Regions from separate parts of the Homo sapiens genome. Here region 1 is linked to region 2. The links are chromatin loops, found by intact Hi-C in ENCODE. Cell type or tissue: B cell. All regions are shown on one strand.

Region 1 (8,000 bases), 180 kb after region 2:
TGGAGCCACGCCCTTGGAGCAGCACAGACTCTGATGGCTCTGTCCGGAGCATGCGACCCCCTGTCACCAAAGCTAGCAGCTTCAGTGGAATCTCTATCCTTACCCGAGGTGACAGCATCGGCAGCAGTAAAGGCGGCAGTGCGGGAAGGATCTCCAGGCCAGGTATTACAGCTTCTTTTCTTCCATGTCATACCCATCCCTTCTTGCTTGTCTCCTGTGAAACATCACTGATATTTACTTTTTTTTTTGAGACAGAGTCTCCTCTGTTGCCCAGGCTGGAATGCAGTGGTGTGATCTCAGCTCACTGCAACCTCTGTCTCCCGGGTTCAAGTGATTCTCCTGCCTCAGCCGCTTGAATAGCTGGGATTACAGGCATGCGCCACCACACCTGACTAATTTTTGTATTTTTAGTAGAGGTGAGGTCTCACCATGTTGGTCAGGCTGGTCTCAAACTCCTGACCTGAGGTGATCTGCCTGCCTCAGCCTCCTAAAGTGCTGGGATTACAGGCGTGAGTCACCACGCCCAGCCCATATTTACTTTCAATAAAACATTTGTCCCAGTATAGTTTCCTGGAAACCTAATACAGCCAGGGGAAGGGACATTTGAATTTTGGATCCATTGTCCTTGCTTGGATTTAGTCCTCCTCATTTTCTTTCAAACCTTCTGCCTGATTGGAAAAAAAAAAAGAATTGATTGTGATTAGATTATTTTCTCTGATTTTCATGTAAGGTGGAACATCCATATCAGCCCAGGTCTCAAGTTATATACTAAGATGAAAATGATAGCCACTTTCATTCTATGACTCTTGAGATTGTAGAGGCTTTGTAGAGCAGAGGGAATCCTTAGAGTTTAGTAGTTTGTAATTAATTGATACCAGCTAATAGGCTAGAATTTAGAGGGATGCTGCTATGGCTGCTTCTCTGGAGCTCAGTCACTGGAAAGGAGCAGACACTCCTATGTTCCACATGAAAGCTCTGTAACCACCCATCAGCTCTCCTGCTACAAAACCTTCTCTATCTATTTCTGCTGCTCTCTTAGCAGAAGGGCATTTAGACCTCTATTTCATCGTCCTCCTCCCTTTGAAGAGTTGCTTGAATCTCATCCCAGAAGTTCTGTAGTTATCCTCAGAAGACATCAGTAGTGCTGAAGATTTTGCCTCTGACCCCTAGGTCTCTGCTGCCCTTCTCTGTTACCTCCTTTCTAATCCCACTGCCTCAGCCTTTATCCACACTTTTATTTTCTTTTATGTAATTATGACACTGGCGCCCAAACTGATATCTCTACTCCATTCTCAGCTCTTTTTATGATTTTTTTTTTGCTTTTTCAAGAGTCGGGGTCTTGCTGTTATCCAGGCTGGATTGCAGTTGCACCATCACAGCTTACTGCAGCCTTGAACTCCTGGGCCCAGATGATCCTCCCACCTCAGACTCCCAAGTAGCTGGGATTACAGACATGAGCCATTGCATCTGGTTGCTTAGCCCTTTTTAGAGCCAGTTTGCCAATCTAAAACAGATCTAAACTCATCAGTAGTCTTTTAAAAATGTTCGTTTCTGCATCCTCACCTGAATAGTAAAATCCAAATTACTTAATATAGCATAACTTCCTGACTCCAGTTTGCCATTGCTGTCTAATTTCCAGATCTTTCCTTCTTTCCAACCATTTCTTTCTTTCCTTTTTTTTTTTTTGAGATGGAGTCTTGCTCTTGTTACGCAATGGCACGACCTCGGCTCACTGCAACCTCCGCCTCCCGGGTTCAAGCGATTCTCCTGCCTCAGCCTTTCGAGTAGCTGTGATCACAGGCACCCGCCACCACGGCCGGCTAATTTTTTGTATTTTTAGTAGAGATGGGGTTTCACCACGTTGGCCAGGCTGGTCTCAAACTCCTGATGTCAGGTGATCCACCCACCTAAGCCTCCCAAAGTGCTGGGATTACAGGCATGAGCCACCACACCCAACCAACCATTTCTTGAATATGGCATTAGCTTTGTTTCCTCTTGGTCTTATAAGCATCTGTCATTCTTCAACCCCAGCTTTCCTGCTGACCCCTCTTTAAATCCTTTCCTGACCCTCCCAGGAGTTTTTGCTTCCTCATCTTTGCTTTCATGCAACTTTGTCGATATCACTGATGTATTCCTTATCCTTATCAGATTATAATTGTCATGTGGATGTCTATCTCCCATCAGAAGTTCCTGTGCTGTTGGCTGGGCATGGTGGCTCACACCTGTAATTCTAGCACTCTGGGAGGCAGAGGCAGGCAGATCACTTGAGGCCAGGAGTTCGAAACCAGCCTGGCCAACAAGGCAAAACCCCATCTCTACCAAAGACATCAAAATTAGTTGGGCGTGGTGGTGGGTGCCTGTAATCCCAGCTACTTGGGAGGCTGAGGCAGAAGAATCGCTTGAACCTGGGAGGTGGAGGTTGCAGTGAGCCAAGATCGTGCCACTGCATTCCAGCCTGGGCGACAGAGTGAGACCCTGTCTCAAAAAAAGAAAAAAGTTCCTGTGCTGTTAAGGGCAAGGACTGTGTTTCACTCATCTTTATGTCTTTAGTTCATTATACAGTGCTTGGCACATAGTAAAGTATGTTGTGTTGAATGAGTTCATGCCTTGGAGAGCCTAGAAATGGGGAAATGAGTTGGATAAAGGTTATGTGTATGCTTGAAGTTTTCTCAGCAACATTTTTTTTTTTTTTTTTTTTGAGACCGAGTCTCGCTCTTGTCGCCCAGGCTGGAGTGTCATGGCGCGATCTCAGCTCACTGCAACCTCTGCCTCCTGGGTTCAAGCGATTCTCCTGTCTCAGCCTCCCAGGTAGCTGGGATTACAGGCGCCCACCCTCAAGCTCGGATAATTTTTATATTTTCAGTAGAGACGGAGTTTCACTATGTTGGTTGGCCAGGCTGGTCTCAAACTCCTGACCTCAGGTGATCCACCCGCCTCAGCCTCGCAAAGTGCTGGGATTACAGGCATGAGCCACTGCGCCCGGCCCTCAGCAACTTTTATAAGAGATGTTGCAAATTGAGAAGAAAGCAAAGAGAAGACAGATCTCTCTCTCTCTAGCAAAAGGACGGATCTCTTAAGAGACCAAAAATCTGTGCCTTCCCAGGAAGTAAGCATTTATATTTTCAGCTATCTAAGTTTGATGGACAGATTCCAGACACTTCAGGGGAGGTGCTTCAGCAGCCTCACATTTTGTTCAATTTCATAACCAAACTTGACAGTCAAGGTGGTTCCTGTCCCTAGGGAGCAGAAGCCTGCAAAGAGGAGGACTGGCATCAGCAAGGCAGCTGAAATGCATCTGTGCTCATCTGTGAATCTTCAAAAGACAGTGGGGGAGGGGACAAAAGGGAATAAAGAGGAAAGGCAAAGAAAAAGTAGAGCCCTCTGACTAAGCTTCCAGGGATAATGTGTTCGTGGCTTATGCTTACAACTTTTTGTGGGTTTCTTCTTTGCCTTAGGTATGGCACTAGGTGCCCCAGAAGTGTGCAACCAGGTCACCTCATCCCAGTCTGTCCGGGGGCTTCTCCCTTGTACTGCCCAGCAGCAACAGCAGCAGCAGCAGCAGCAACTTCCTGCTCTCCCACCCACGCCTCAGCAACAGCCACCCTTGAATAATCACATGATCTCACAGGTGAGTCACCACTCAGTGTCAGAGTCCTCTCCACTCTGATTCAAGCAAACTTTAGATGTACCGTCATGTCTCTTGTGCTGTGGGTGGCAGGAAGGATCAGTTTTTGGAGACATGCCACTCTCTCCCCCATTTCTCATTTGTTAGTTGTAGGGAAAGAAGAACCTTGAGCAAAGGTTTTGCCAAATAACTACTGAGTCAGCTTGGGGGTTTTTTGCTTTATATTTCTTCCTCTGCTTCCTGAACATTGTCAGTAGAATCTTTTATTTCATACCACATTTCTACTGTACCCCATCTCCCTCTATGTCCATGTGTAATTAACAAGGCATTTTTTTCCATTACATCTATATATTGGAACTTGAAAAGATTATAACTTCCACCATCATCTGACCAACTATGTGGACCCATAAACACCTATTTATGTGTTGGGGTTTGCGGAAAAAAGAAATAACACTCAAGACCCCTTCCATACATATGCCACGAAACACAAAGACTCCAAATGTGTCTTTGTTTTCCATGACTCAAAAGGGCTGTATCCTTCTCCTTCTGTTGCTGGACTGGTAAATGTTGGTACCAACTAGAGTTTAAGTGAAGTTTTGCATCTGTGGAGACCAGGAAGGTCATTAGCCTAAGAATCAGTCCTGTTCTAAACCAGAACTTCAGTATTCTGTTTTATTTCTTTCTTTTAATTTTTAAAAAATGTATTGTTATTATTATTATTTTGAGATAGGGTCTTGCTTATGTTGCCTAGGCTGGTCTCAAACTTGTGGGCTCAAGTGATCCTCCCTCCTTGGCCTCCTAAAGTGCTGAGATTACAGGCATGAGCCACCATGCCTGGCCATTGTCATTAAGGTGACTATGTTTAAAAGTCACCTTAAGGCCAGGCATGGTTGCTCAAGCCTGTAATCCCAGCACTTTGGGAGGCTGAGGCGGGTGAATCACCTGAGGTCAGGAGTTCAAGACCAGCCTGCCCAACATGGTGAAACCCGGTCCCTACTAAAAATACAAAAATTAGCCACGTATGGTGGCGGGTGCCTGTAATCCCAGCTACTAGGGAGGCTGAGGCAGGAGAATCGCTTGAACCCATGAGGCGGAGGTTGCGGCGAGCCGAGATCGCGCCACTGCTCTCTAGCCTGGGCGACAGAGTAAGACCCTGTCTCAAAAAAAAAAAAAAAAAAAAAAGTCACCTTAATACTCCGAGCAGAGCTGTGCTGAGATCTTCACTTACTCCCTTCTCACACGAATAGAGCTCTTTTTGAGGAGAGCCCCATACTTTATCCTGAAGTATTCTCTGGTAGCTGGAAAGCCCATGTGTCTGCAGTCTTTTCTGCTGTAGTTTACATTCTCATGTTACCTCCCAGGCTCCCTCATCCCTCTGCTTATTAGTCCAGCTTGGCCTTAGATATATTTCTTCCCTAGGTGTAAGAAGCAAGTCCCAAACACTAATACCCCATGAACTAGAAACTAGAGTGCAAAGACCCCAGAATGGCCCAGTATTGCCCTATCTCAAATATTGTGAAATGAAGCTGAAACAAAGAACAGTGAAGATCTAGGAAATCCTACTTTGTGTCTAAATGTAATTTGCATGCAAGTCATTGCAGTCCTCTATCTTAGTCTAAGTCAGTTCTTTCTATAGTCCTAACTTTCTTGTTCTACCACCATCTACCCCAGTAAGTCTCGTTCACTTCAGTTTACCTTGCTCCCTACTGAAGCATAGTGTCCTTGTATGTGTACTTTTCTCTGTCTGTGTCTTAATTCAAACCTGTAAGTGGGTAAACTATGCTTCTCCTTCTGTCATCTGCTACCGTGTTTTTTATGTGTATGACTTGCTTTTCCAAGGTCCTAATATTTTCTAGGTTTTTTTTTCCCTAAAATGTGTATTTTAATAGTCTTGCTCCCTTTTCTCCCTCTTAGTCTCCCATCTGCCTGCATCTTCCACCTATAATCTCATACCTAGAAACAGACGAGACGGCAAGAGTGGGAGAGGAATAAAGAGATAAAAGAACCATTTGGGACTGAAATTTATACAGAATGTCCAAGTGACTGGCCCTAAACCCCAATCTTCTACTCAGGTTCTGTCCCTGCTACTGGATTGTGAGGGTCAATTGGTCGATCGTTGGCATTGGCTTATCTCCTATGGGGAGTGTGGTGCCAGGTTAGGTGCTATAGCTCGGGGGTAAAGGAACACTACTTGGTGCAGCAATTCCTGTTCTCTTAGAAATTCATTCTTGAGATTAATTGTGATCACTAACTCCAAATGAAAGAATTTATCCAGGTTTTGATGCCCTGGAAGCATTTATGGAAGCTGCTAAAAATTATCCCACCATCTCACTGTATGTATCTCCTTTTTTCTCCCTCTCCACTTTTTCACCCTTCCTCTTTATTTTTTTATTCCTCTTCCTACTGCCATTTTCTTTCTTTCTTTTGCTTTCTTTTTCCCTGATTGGCCTTCAGCACTGGGGGCTCCCTAGACCAAAGTTGCTGAGCCTGAGAATAATTATTGTTCAGTTTCTAATGGTACATAACAGTGCTAGGATTAAAGAAGTGATCATGTGCACACACAAACACCACTGTGCTTACTCTAAAGCTTTTCCTGTAGAAGAAAAACTTTGAGACTGGGTGCGGTAGCTCACGCCTGTAATCCCAGCACTTTGGGAGGCCGAGGAGGGCAGATTACTTGAAGCCAGAAGTTTGAGACCAGCCTGGCCAACCTGGTGAAACAACGTCTCTACTAAAAATACAGAAATTAGCTGGGTGTGGTGGTGCACATCTGTAATCCCAGCTTCTTGGGAGTCATCAGCCTCCTAAGCATGAGAATTGCTTGAACCTGGGAGGTGGAGGTTGCAGTGAGCTGAGATTGCACCACTGCACTCCAGCCTGGGCAACACAGCAAGACTCTGTCTAAAAAAAAAAAAAAAATCTTTGAGGAAGGGTTGTTACCTTTAACTCTGTCACACAAGGCACTTGCCCCAGGTCTGGGAACAGTACTGACTAAACTATGATCTTTCCCTTCCTGGCAGGGCTCCTCTGTCCAAGCAGGCCTTCAAATTGTGTGTCGGTGAAGCTCGTGAAACCAGGGGTGAGGCTGAGGATTAAAGGGCCAGGATCTCCCTTTTGCCCAATTTACTTAAAATGAAGTAGACTTCTTGAAAAGGAGTTCTCGGGGCCCCCTTTTGTCATCAAGAGCCAGTGAACAAGCCCAGAATTTGCCAGTAGGTGGCAGCCACATCCCTCAGGGCAGTCTTTTTTTTTTTTTTTTTTGTTCATTATTTATTTTTCCATAAGTTATTGGAGTACAGGCAGTACTTGGTTACATGAGTGAGCTCTTTAGAGGTGATTTGTGAGATTGTGGTGCACCCATCTCCCGAGCAGTATACACTGCACCATATTTGTAGTCTTTTATCCCTTGCCCCCTTCCCACTCTTCCCCTCAAGTCTCCAAAGTCCATTTTATCATTCTTTTTTTTTTTCTTTTGAGATGGAGTCTCGCTCTGTCACCCAGGTTGGAGTGCAGTGATGCACTCTCGGCTCACTGCAACTTCCACCTCCTGGGTTCAAGCGGTTCTCCTGCCTCAGCCTCCTGAGTAGCTGGGATTACAGGCACGCACCACCACGCCCAGCTAATTTTTGTATTTTTAGTAGAAATGGGGGTTTCACCATGTAGGTCAGGCTGGTCTCAAACTCCTGACCTCATGATCCGCCCACCTTGGCCTCCCAAAGTGCTGGGATTACAGGCGTGAGCCGCTGTGCCCGGCCCATTTTATCATTCTTATGCCTTTGCGTCCTCATAGCTTAGCTCCCACATATCAGTGAGAACATGCGATGTTTGGTTTTCCATTCCTGAGTTACTTCACTTAGAATAATAGTCTCCAATCTCATCCAGGTCACTGCAAATGCTGTTAATTCATTCCTTTTTATGGCTGCATAGTATTCCATTGTGTGTATATACCACAGTTTCTTTACCCACTCATTGATTGATGGGCATTTGGGTTGGTTCCATGATTTTGCAATTGTGAATCGTGCTGCTATAAACATGCACATGCAAGTATCTTTTTTGTATAATGACTTTTTTTCCTCTGGGTAGATACCCAGTTGTGGGATTCCTGAATCAAATGGTAGTTCTACTTTTAGTTCTTTTTTTTTTTTTTTTTTTAGATGGAGTCTCACTCTGTCGCCCAGGCTGGAGTGCAGTGGCACGATCTTGACTCACTGCAAGCTCCGGGTTCATGCCATTCTCGTGCCTCAGCCTCCCGAGTAGCTAGGACTACAGGCAACCGCCACCACGCCCAGCTAATTTTTTGTATTTTTAGTAGAGACGGGGTTTCACCATGTTAGCCAGGATGGTCTCGATCTTCTGACCTCATGATCCGCCCGCC
Region 2 (8,000 bases):
TAGACTCCGTCTCAAAACAAAAAAAGCATCACTCGCTGAGTGAGGGGAGGGGTAAGGGGAAATGATGTCCCAGAGAGGCAGAGGCAGTCTTGTAGTCTGTGTACTCTGGGGATCTTCTTGGGAACTGGGTGGGAGCTTTGCCTGGGTGGGAGCTTTGCCTGTGTGGTCTGTGTGTAGAAGGCATGTTTTGGACTAATTGTGCCTATATTAACTTCAAGTGATTTTAGTAACATGGACCCTCTAATTCTTCTTGCTGTAACCCTGGGCCGGCTTTGAGGGTGGGATGGGAGAACTCGTGTGATGGATCTGACTTCAAGCACTGGGCGGCTCTGCTAGAGCCCGTTCCCCCTTCCTTCTCGTGCCCCTCCCCAGGGACAGCCCGTGTACAATCTCTGCAGTGTCCAGCAGAGGGAGCCCTAGCCACAGTCCCGACACAGAGCCAGGTGGGGCCAGGAGGGAGCACAAGCCATCTGCCCTCTTAGACAGAAAACAGTGTGGAGGAGGAGGTAAGGTTCCTGAGGGGAGTCTTCTGGGTCTGTTGGGCACAAAGGTGAAAGCTGGTGTTATTCTGGGGTAGTTTAAATCAGGCCCACCTAATCTTTTTGGTCTCTGTTTTGGGGGAACAGGAAAGGAAGTATGAGGGGAGACTCTGAGAGAATGAAAAAAACAATGTGATCCTTATAAAAGCGTAGCGAGGAAGAAGGTGCTGCTGTCCGTTTTTCTTTTCAAACTCCAGTTTTGACTCCATCCCGGGTTTTCCAGTCTCCCGGGAATGAGGGTGGGGTGGGGCGGGATGGGGTGGAGAACCACCGGGAGCGGGCCGGGCCGGCCGGCGCGGTGGGTGATCCCGGGATGCTGGGATTTAGGGTGAGGGCGGGGTGAGATGGGGAGCGGAACCCGGACCCCGCGACCCAGCCCGGCCCGGCAGCCTGGGCTGTACCCTTTTCTAACTCCTCCTTTTCCAACCGAGGTGCGGATCCCGCATCCAAGACCTCCCAACTCGACCTTGGAACTAATGTTGGGGGGCGGGGGGCACAGCTGGTTGGCAGCTGGATGGGGGGACAATTCTCCCGCCTCCTTCCCTCTATGACTCACCCAGGGGAAGGAGGGAAGTTTGCAAATGATCCCCCAAACACTAGAGACTCCCCCAAACTTGCCTACTCAGTCATCTTTCTGCCCCACTGCCTAGCTGCCGAAGAGCCTCCAAGGAAATGGGGCTACACCCCTCCTCGCCCACGCGTTCCACAGCCCACCCATATCTCCCCTTCAGGCTAGTAAAAGGAAAATGTCGCCAACTTTTTTAGCTTCGGTAAAGTTTTTCTGGGGTGTGAGAGTTCGGGATGGGACAGGGAGCTCTAGGGTTCCCCTGCCGGAGCCCTAAACCATCTTCGGTGTCTCCCTGTTTTCCAGCGTCCCCCTCGCACCCCCGCTCCCCAACTCCCAGGAGTCGGCTCCGCCCCCCTACTCCCGGTCCCGCCTTCCCCGCCCCCGTGCCTCCTCGGCCCACCCAAGTCGCCGCCGCAGGCACTGGCTGCAGACGGCTCCGCTCCCCCCACCCGCCCCGGGAGCCCAGTAGAGCGAGCCATAGGGGTGGGGGCTGAGGGGCGGGCCACATTCTTCCCTCCTCCTCTCAGCACATCCGGAAAGCAGGCAGTGGCGCCCAGGGGGGCACTACTGGAGAGTGGGGGTCCCCGTTGGTGGGGTTAGAAAGGGAGAAGAATCCAGAAAGTATAGGGGAGAGAAAGCAGAGAAAGTGACTGGGTCAATAAAATTAGGTGTGTATGGGGAGGAGGAGGGGCCCGGACACCTTAGGTTGCTGGTTATAGCAGCCGGCTTCCCAAGGGTTAACCCCTCCAGACCCCCGGGAACCCCCTGGTGACGTCAAGGGCGGGGATGCCAGGGAGATAATGGTGGAGGGGGAGAGGTCTCTGGACCCCGCCCCCTAGGGAAAACCACACTTATTCCGACCCTTACATATCCCCCGGGAAACCGCCCGCCTTCTCCCTCTACTGGAACGTAAAGACCTATCCTAGAAGACCCCAGCTCTCCAGACCCCTAAAACCCTCAGTCCCCAGGCTCTACGGGGTCCCCTTTCCGTAATCCTGTCCCGAAAGCTAGCTGCCCAGTGCTGATTGTTTCGGGGTCATGGGACCTGAAAGAGGATTCAGAGCGGGGAGCAAGGGCAGGCAGGGTGGTCTGAGCCAGAGGAGGGGCCTCGATCCCCAGCTCCCGTTTGGGCGGGGTGCCAACGGGGATACACAGGCTGGCAGTGGCCAGTGGTCCCGCCCAGCCCCGGTAGGGGTCTCCCTGCGGCTGGCTCCCGCTGCCCCGGTGGTCCTGAGGTCAGAGGGTCAAGACAAGGTCTCCCCGGCTCCTCCTGAGCTCCTTGCCCACAGCCCTTGGGACTCAGGAGTCCAAATTGCATGGGGTCATTCTAGGGCCTTCACTAGACCTTGGACAGCCCCCCCCCGCCCCAGCCCCCTTCCAAGTCCAGAAGACACTCCTTTCCCCTAAAGCACAAGCATCCACTGGCACATCTGTCACAAGACAGGTCAAAGGTTCAAGCCTGGCTGGCCCCTAGTGGCTCTGTTGCCTCCCACACACCCGTCCCCACCCCACCTGGAGCTCCCTCCTTTGCAGTCCCCACCTTTCAGAAACACTGACATCTTCCTACCCCACGCGCAGACACACACCTGGGGTTACCTCTCTACAACGCAGACCTCCAGCTAGCCATCCCTCCAGCCTCTTAAACTTAACCGCATGAAAGTAAGATATTTCTAATATATGGGAGAGGCGGAGACAAAGACCCACGGTTCCCTGAGACAGAGATACACAGACTGACAGAAGAAAAAAAGGGAAGAAAAAGAAGATACAGAGAAAGACACAAGTGAAAAATCTGGAGTTTCTAATGTCTCACCCCAGGCTCTCCCACCCCTATTTTGCCTCTATGTCCCGGGTCTGGGATGAGTCCCTAAGAAGCTGAGCATCCCCTCAGGCCCCCTCCCCCACTGCTCCCAGGTGGTCCCCCGCCTGCCCCCCCTTCTCACCTCTGTCTGGGCGCTGGGCTCGGGATGCGCGGTCCAGGGCTGGAGTCTGGGCTGGGGGGTGTGCGGTGGGGAGGGGGGGCGGAGAGGGCCACGGCAGCGCAGCCTCGATGCCACCCCCACCCCCCCAACCTGGCCCCCAGCCCTCCCGCCGGCCCAGCCCGCCGGGCCGCAAGCCCGGACCACCCGCGAGAAGCGCAAACTTTTTTTTTCCCTTTTGCAAAAACTTTTTCTCTCTCCAGCCGCTGGCGCGCCGCCGCTCTTCCCGCTCGCCCCTCACCTCCCTTCTATTTCCCTCCCTCTTGCCGTTCTGGAGGATGAGGCGGGGTAGCTGGAAGCAAGAGAAGGGGTGCCGGGCTTATTGCACCCCCAGGACCCCCAGGATCCTCCCCCTCCCTTGAGGGACCCTATACTGCTTACGCCCCCCCCCCCGCCCCGGCTGAACACGCTGCTGTTGGTGAGTACTAAATCCCGGCTTGGATTTCTGGATCGGCTGGCCCCAAAGAGGCCCCGACAACCAGATTGAGGAAAATATTGCGGGGCAGGGGGAGAAGTTCAACCGAGAACGATAATAGTGGAGGTAGGGTAGTCGCCTTTGGTTGGTGCTAACTGAGCATTCTGCCATCCTGTGGTTTATCTGCAGGCCTCACCCTTTGGATGGAACTTGCAGCGGCCGGGACAGAGTTGCGGTTTGGGGCAAATCAAGTTGGGTTGGGGGCTCTGGAAGAAGGTGAGGAGTCTATGGAGCATAAAAGCAAGGAGCAGCGGCTGAGGCTCTGGGTGCAGGGTGTGGTTCACGAGGTCACCAAGGAGCCCTGGGACTGAAGCCCCTTTCCCTAGAACCCCGGCTCTACGTCTCGAAGTTCTGGAGGGTGCCGCCCCTCCGCACCACGTCACTGCAGGCTCTAGCTGCTCTTCCAGGCTTTCTGCTCCCTCTGCTGGCCGTTCTCACACATGACACCCGCTCGGAGTCGAAGCAGAAGAGCTGGGGAACTGAAGGAGGAGCCCAGTTGAAGGAGGAGCCCCTCACTAAAGCCCACTTAAAAGCCCAGGAGGTGGATATGTGAGCTCTGAGAAACGGAGAGGCAGAGGTTGCTATGCCCAGCGGTACTGCCTGACAGGGAAGTGCCCTGCCTCTTTAGATTTGCATTGCCATCGTGACCGGATATAAGGGAGGGGCAGCATTTCAGTCTCTGATTTTTATGAGAAAGAGGAGGAAGCATGACAAGGAAAAAGGGCACCCTCTCCCCTTTTTTTCAACCCCACAGGCAGACCTCCCACATCCTAGCTCTGCTTCCAAGAACCACCCCCTTGGGTGTGGAAGGTCAGTGGGTTAACTGTTCAGTCTGAGGGTCAAGGGGGAAAAGAAAAGGTGAAGGTAGGGGGAGATCTGGGACTTTGACCCAGGCTAGTTATCCCCAGAGGGTCAGAGACCCAGCTCAGTCAGACCAGACTAATGGGCACTGAAAAAAAGGCACCCCACACATGCTCCTGTCCCAGCCTCGAGCCCCTTCTTCCAGAGGAGCTATTTATGTATTTATGTATTTATTTATTTTTATTTGGGACGGGGCCTCACTATTTGCCCAGGCTGGAGTGCAGAGGCTATTCACAAGTGTGATCATAGCCTCGAACTCCTGGGTTTAAGCGGTCTTCCGGCCTTAGCCTCCTAAGTAGCTGGGACCACCGGTGCCCAGCAAGAAGAGCTCTCTTAGAACACCTTACTTTCTTCTCCCCACCCAGTTCTATAGACCAGTGAGTCTCAAACTTTTTGGTTTCCTCTATACTCTTAAAAGTCATTAGGTTAGGCACAGTGGCTCAGACCTGTAATCCCAGCACTTTGGGAGGCCAAGGCAGGCGGATCACCTCAAGTCAGGAGTCCGAGACCAGCCTGGCCAACATGGTGAAACCCCATCTCTACTAAAAATACAAAAAATAGCTGGGCATGGTGGCGCAGGCCTGTAGTCCCAGCTACTCAGGAGGCTGAGGCAGGAGAATCGCTTGAACCTGGGAGGTGGAGGTTGCAGTGAGCCGAGATTGTGCCACTGCACTCCAGCCTGGGCGACAGAGCGAGACTCCGTCTCAAAAAAAAAAAAATCATTGAGCTTTTGTTCATATGATTTACATCTATCAATTCACCACATTAGAAATTAAAACTGAAAAAGACTGTAACACAAGACCATACAAGCACACATTCCATTAACAATGATGTCAGAAAGATGATGTAATCACATGTCACACGGCCTCTGGAAAACTCCACAATACAATTTTAAGATAATGAGAATTCAAAAGGCAAATAACATGTTAGTATTATTATGAAAATAGCTTTGACTTTGTGGACACCCCTGAAAAGGGACCTCCCAGAAGCCTACAGAGTACACTTGAAGAACTGTTGCTCTGGACCATCACCCTAACCCTTCTTTATGACTCACATTTGTTGATTTTCTTTCTCCTTTTTATTAAGAAAGTATAAGCCAGGCGCGGTGGCTCACGCCTATAATCTCATCACTTCGGGAGGCCAAGTCGGGTGGATCAAGAGGTCAAGAGATTGAGACCATCCTGGCCAACATGTTGAAACCTCGTTTCTACTAAGAATACAAAAATTAGTGGGCGCCTGTAATCCCAGCTGCTCGGGAGGCTGAGGCAGAAGAATCACTTGAACCCAGGAGACGGAGGTTGCAGTGAGCCAAGATCGTGTCACTGCACTCCAGCCTGGTGACAGAGCGAGACTCGATCTCAAAAAAATAAAAAAGAAGAAAGAAAGTATAAATGCTTGTCTCCCAGTGGGTCCTGTCCCCTGGGAAAAACCAGGGAACTTCTTAGGCTTAGTGCCTCATTTTCCTGACTCCTGTTTCTGGGGGTCCCCTAAGCATCCTCCCTCAGCGCCTTGCCCATCTCCCTCTTGACCTTCCCTTAAGGTACCTCAACAGCCCTTACCCTGGGCCAGCCTGCTTACCCTGCTTCAAGCCTGCTGGACCATCTATCTGCTTCCTCCTCCCCTCACTTGAGGACTTTCTCATCTTGGGAGAGGCTAAGTAATTTTTCTCTGCCTTCCCTCCCTCCCTCCCTAGTCCCTGACATCTTCTCACAGGACTTAGGGCAGGAAATCATGCTTTCTGGGTAGACCCCTTTAGAAGAAACGCTTTACCCATCTCCCAACACATCAGCCAACCTGGAATAAGCCAGAGTCTCAGACAAGAAAGTGCCCATTTGGGTCCCATAGGGGTCAAGTGAGTCATATTGCCAGGTGGTTGTTGGGTTGGGGTGTGGATCAGGAATCTGATGCCTCCAGTCACAGATGCCCTGTGCCTGGGAAACTTCATCTTGGTCTCTTCACTCCAAAGCCCCAGGTCCTCTTGCTAGCTGCAGCCACAGGCCTCCACCACCATATCTGGCACATCCGTCTTGACCACATTGCCATTATGATCCAGGTAGAGGAGAGAGAGGGGCCTTCGGGCAGTAGGGACACAACAGGAGGTACTGGCAGGCCAAGGATTGTTGGCTTTGAGGAGGCTGAAGACGGCAGAATGGAAAGAGGCAGCAATGCCTGGGCTGCCAGCCAGGTGGGGAGGGCACTGCCCACTGCAGTAATTCAGCTGGTACCCCTCGGGCTGCAGTATCCAGTCCCGCCATCCCAGTTCCTGGAAGTCTACGTAATGGTCTCGCCTGCAACATAAGGGGGTCGCAGGCTCACAGGTGGGGGTCCTCCTCCTGGCCCGGCCTGCTCCAGGCTCATTGGCTCGGATCTTAAGCTCTAGGAAGGGCTGCTGGTGTCCTGCTGTGTCCAAGAGCCGCCTCGGTTGTCCAGTAACTGTGCTGTTGCCTTCTAGGGGTCTGCAGTCTAGTTGCAGTTTCAGGACACCAGACTTCTCACCCCTCAAGCCACTAGAGGGCAGAGTTAAGGTATGCCAGCCCAGGTTGGTGATGTGGTGCTCAGCCAGGAGAGTGCGGGACCCTTGGCGCCTCCTCCTTGGTCCCCATCGGAAGATCCTCAAGCAAAGAGTGCCAGGAAGGGTGGGGAGCACGTGCAGCCACAGGCGGGCATGGTACAGGTGGTGGGACCGAGGAGTGGACAGGTGAAAAGTGAGCAGGGAGCTGTAGGCTGAAGTGGAGTCTGCCCGAAAGACAGAAAAGGGAAAGAAAATGTGAGTAGAGATGAAGCTCTCCTCTGAGACTCCCCAAGCCCTGCCCACTGCTCTCCCTCGAACCTACCTCTAGAAAAGTAGAGACTGCTTTGTGTCCTCTGCAACCAGTCCCTGCCCCAGCTCCTCCTTCTCCTGCCACACCCCACTCCCTCTGCTGCTCCTGCCAGGCTCCCCTTCTGCCTCCCTTTCCCTGTCTGCTCTTTGCCTGTTGCTCTCTCCCTCACCCACCTGTGACAGTAGCAAAGCTGATGACCTCCTCCCCATTCCCTGGAGCCACACTCCCTGGCTGTAGTCTCCGGAGGGCTCTGGTCAGCGCTGCCTGGGGTGGAGGATGAGTTATTCTGGGACGACTGGTCAGGTGCAACCCATCCAGGATTTGCTGCTTGGCTAGCTCCAGCACCAGAGCTCGTTCTGCTTGGGGTGCCAGTTTGGAGCCCCCACAGGAGGGACACACAGACCCTGTCCCCTGTGCTCGCACCAGTGCCCACAGCAGCACCAGCCAGAGCTGGACATCAGGGAGCCGCATGCTCCTGGTGAATGGCCCTGGTTCAGGAGCCTCGGATGGCAGTTGCTCCGTCTGTTGAGTCTGATTGCTGGGGGCCAATGAGGGCACAGTGACAGCAGACACCACTGCCACACCTACCCTTGGCCAAGGGTACAGCCACCTGTCTTCTATTGTCTGGGACTCAGGAAGGCTGAAAGTAGATCATCTGATGGATAGCTGTGCTTGACCCTCACAGCTCATGTCTGGCTACTGACCTGGGGCCTCTTTAGAGCCAGCTGCCTGGGTCTTCCAAACCTAGTGGTCAGCCAG

The links. Peaks named below come from ENCODE experiments on the same cell type or tissue, not always from the same donor. Only the 100,000 strongest peaks of a DNase experiment are listed, where the experiment ranks them.
Region 1: a loop joins it to region 2, with 9 times the contacts of the local background. A loop is called at or near these places in 3 of 110 quality-filtered maps.

What each region holds. Positions count from the first base shown.
Region 1 is chr12:57,275,986-57,283,985 of GRCh38, reverse strand. It overlaps R3HDM2 (R3H domain containing 2), which reads left to right. Exons shown (of 24, transcript NM_001394031.1): 13 at 1-162; 14 at 3,456-3,628. Among named protein-coding and RNA genes, the nearest start is that of STAC3, 29 kb to the right of the region's middle. RefSeq lists an enhancer at 3,007-4,206. In B cell, no CTCF peak of the experiment used is centred here; a DNase peak (open chromatin) is centred at 3,605; H3K27ac peaks cover 1,902 bases.
Region 2 is chr12:57,455,249-57,463,248 of GRCh38, reverse strand. It overlaps INHBE (inhibin subunit beta E), which reads right to left and starts at 7,942. Exons shown (of 2, transcript NM_031479.5): 1 at 7,415-7,942; 2 at 5,224-7,155. The coding sequence starts at 7,712. The coding sequence ends at 6,401. It overlaps GLI1 (GLI family zinc finger 1), which reads right to left and starts at 3,464. Exons shown (of 12, transcript NM_005269.3): 1 at 3,048-3,464. It overlaps LOC124902947 (a long non-coding RNA gene), which reads left to right and starts at 277. Exons shown (of 2, transcript XR_007063335.1): 1 at 277-506; 2 at 3,688-5,807. RefSeq lists a silencer at 1,467-1,516 and enhancers at 3,736-3,785, 3,796-3,875, 7,969-8,000. In B cell, CTCF peaks have their summits at 397 (motif pointing right), 3,995 (motif pointing left), 6,724, 6,924 (motif pointing right) and 1 weaker place; DNase peaks (open chromatin) are centred at 418, 3,538, 4,088, 6,938 and 6 weaker places; H3K4me3 peaks cover 4,681 bases; H3K27ac peaks cover 4,491 bases.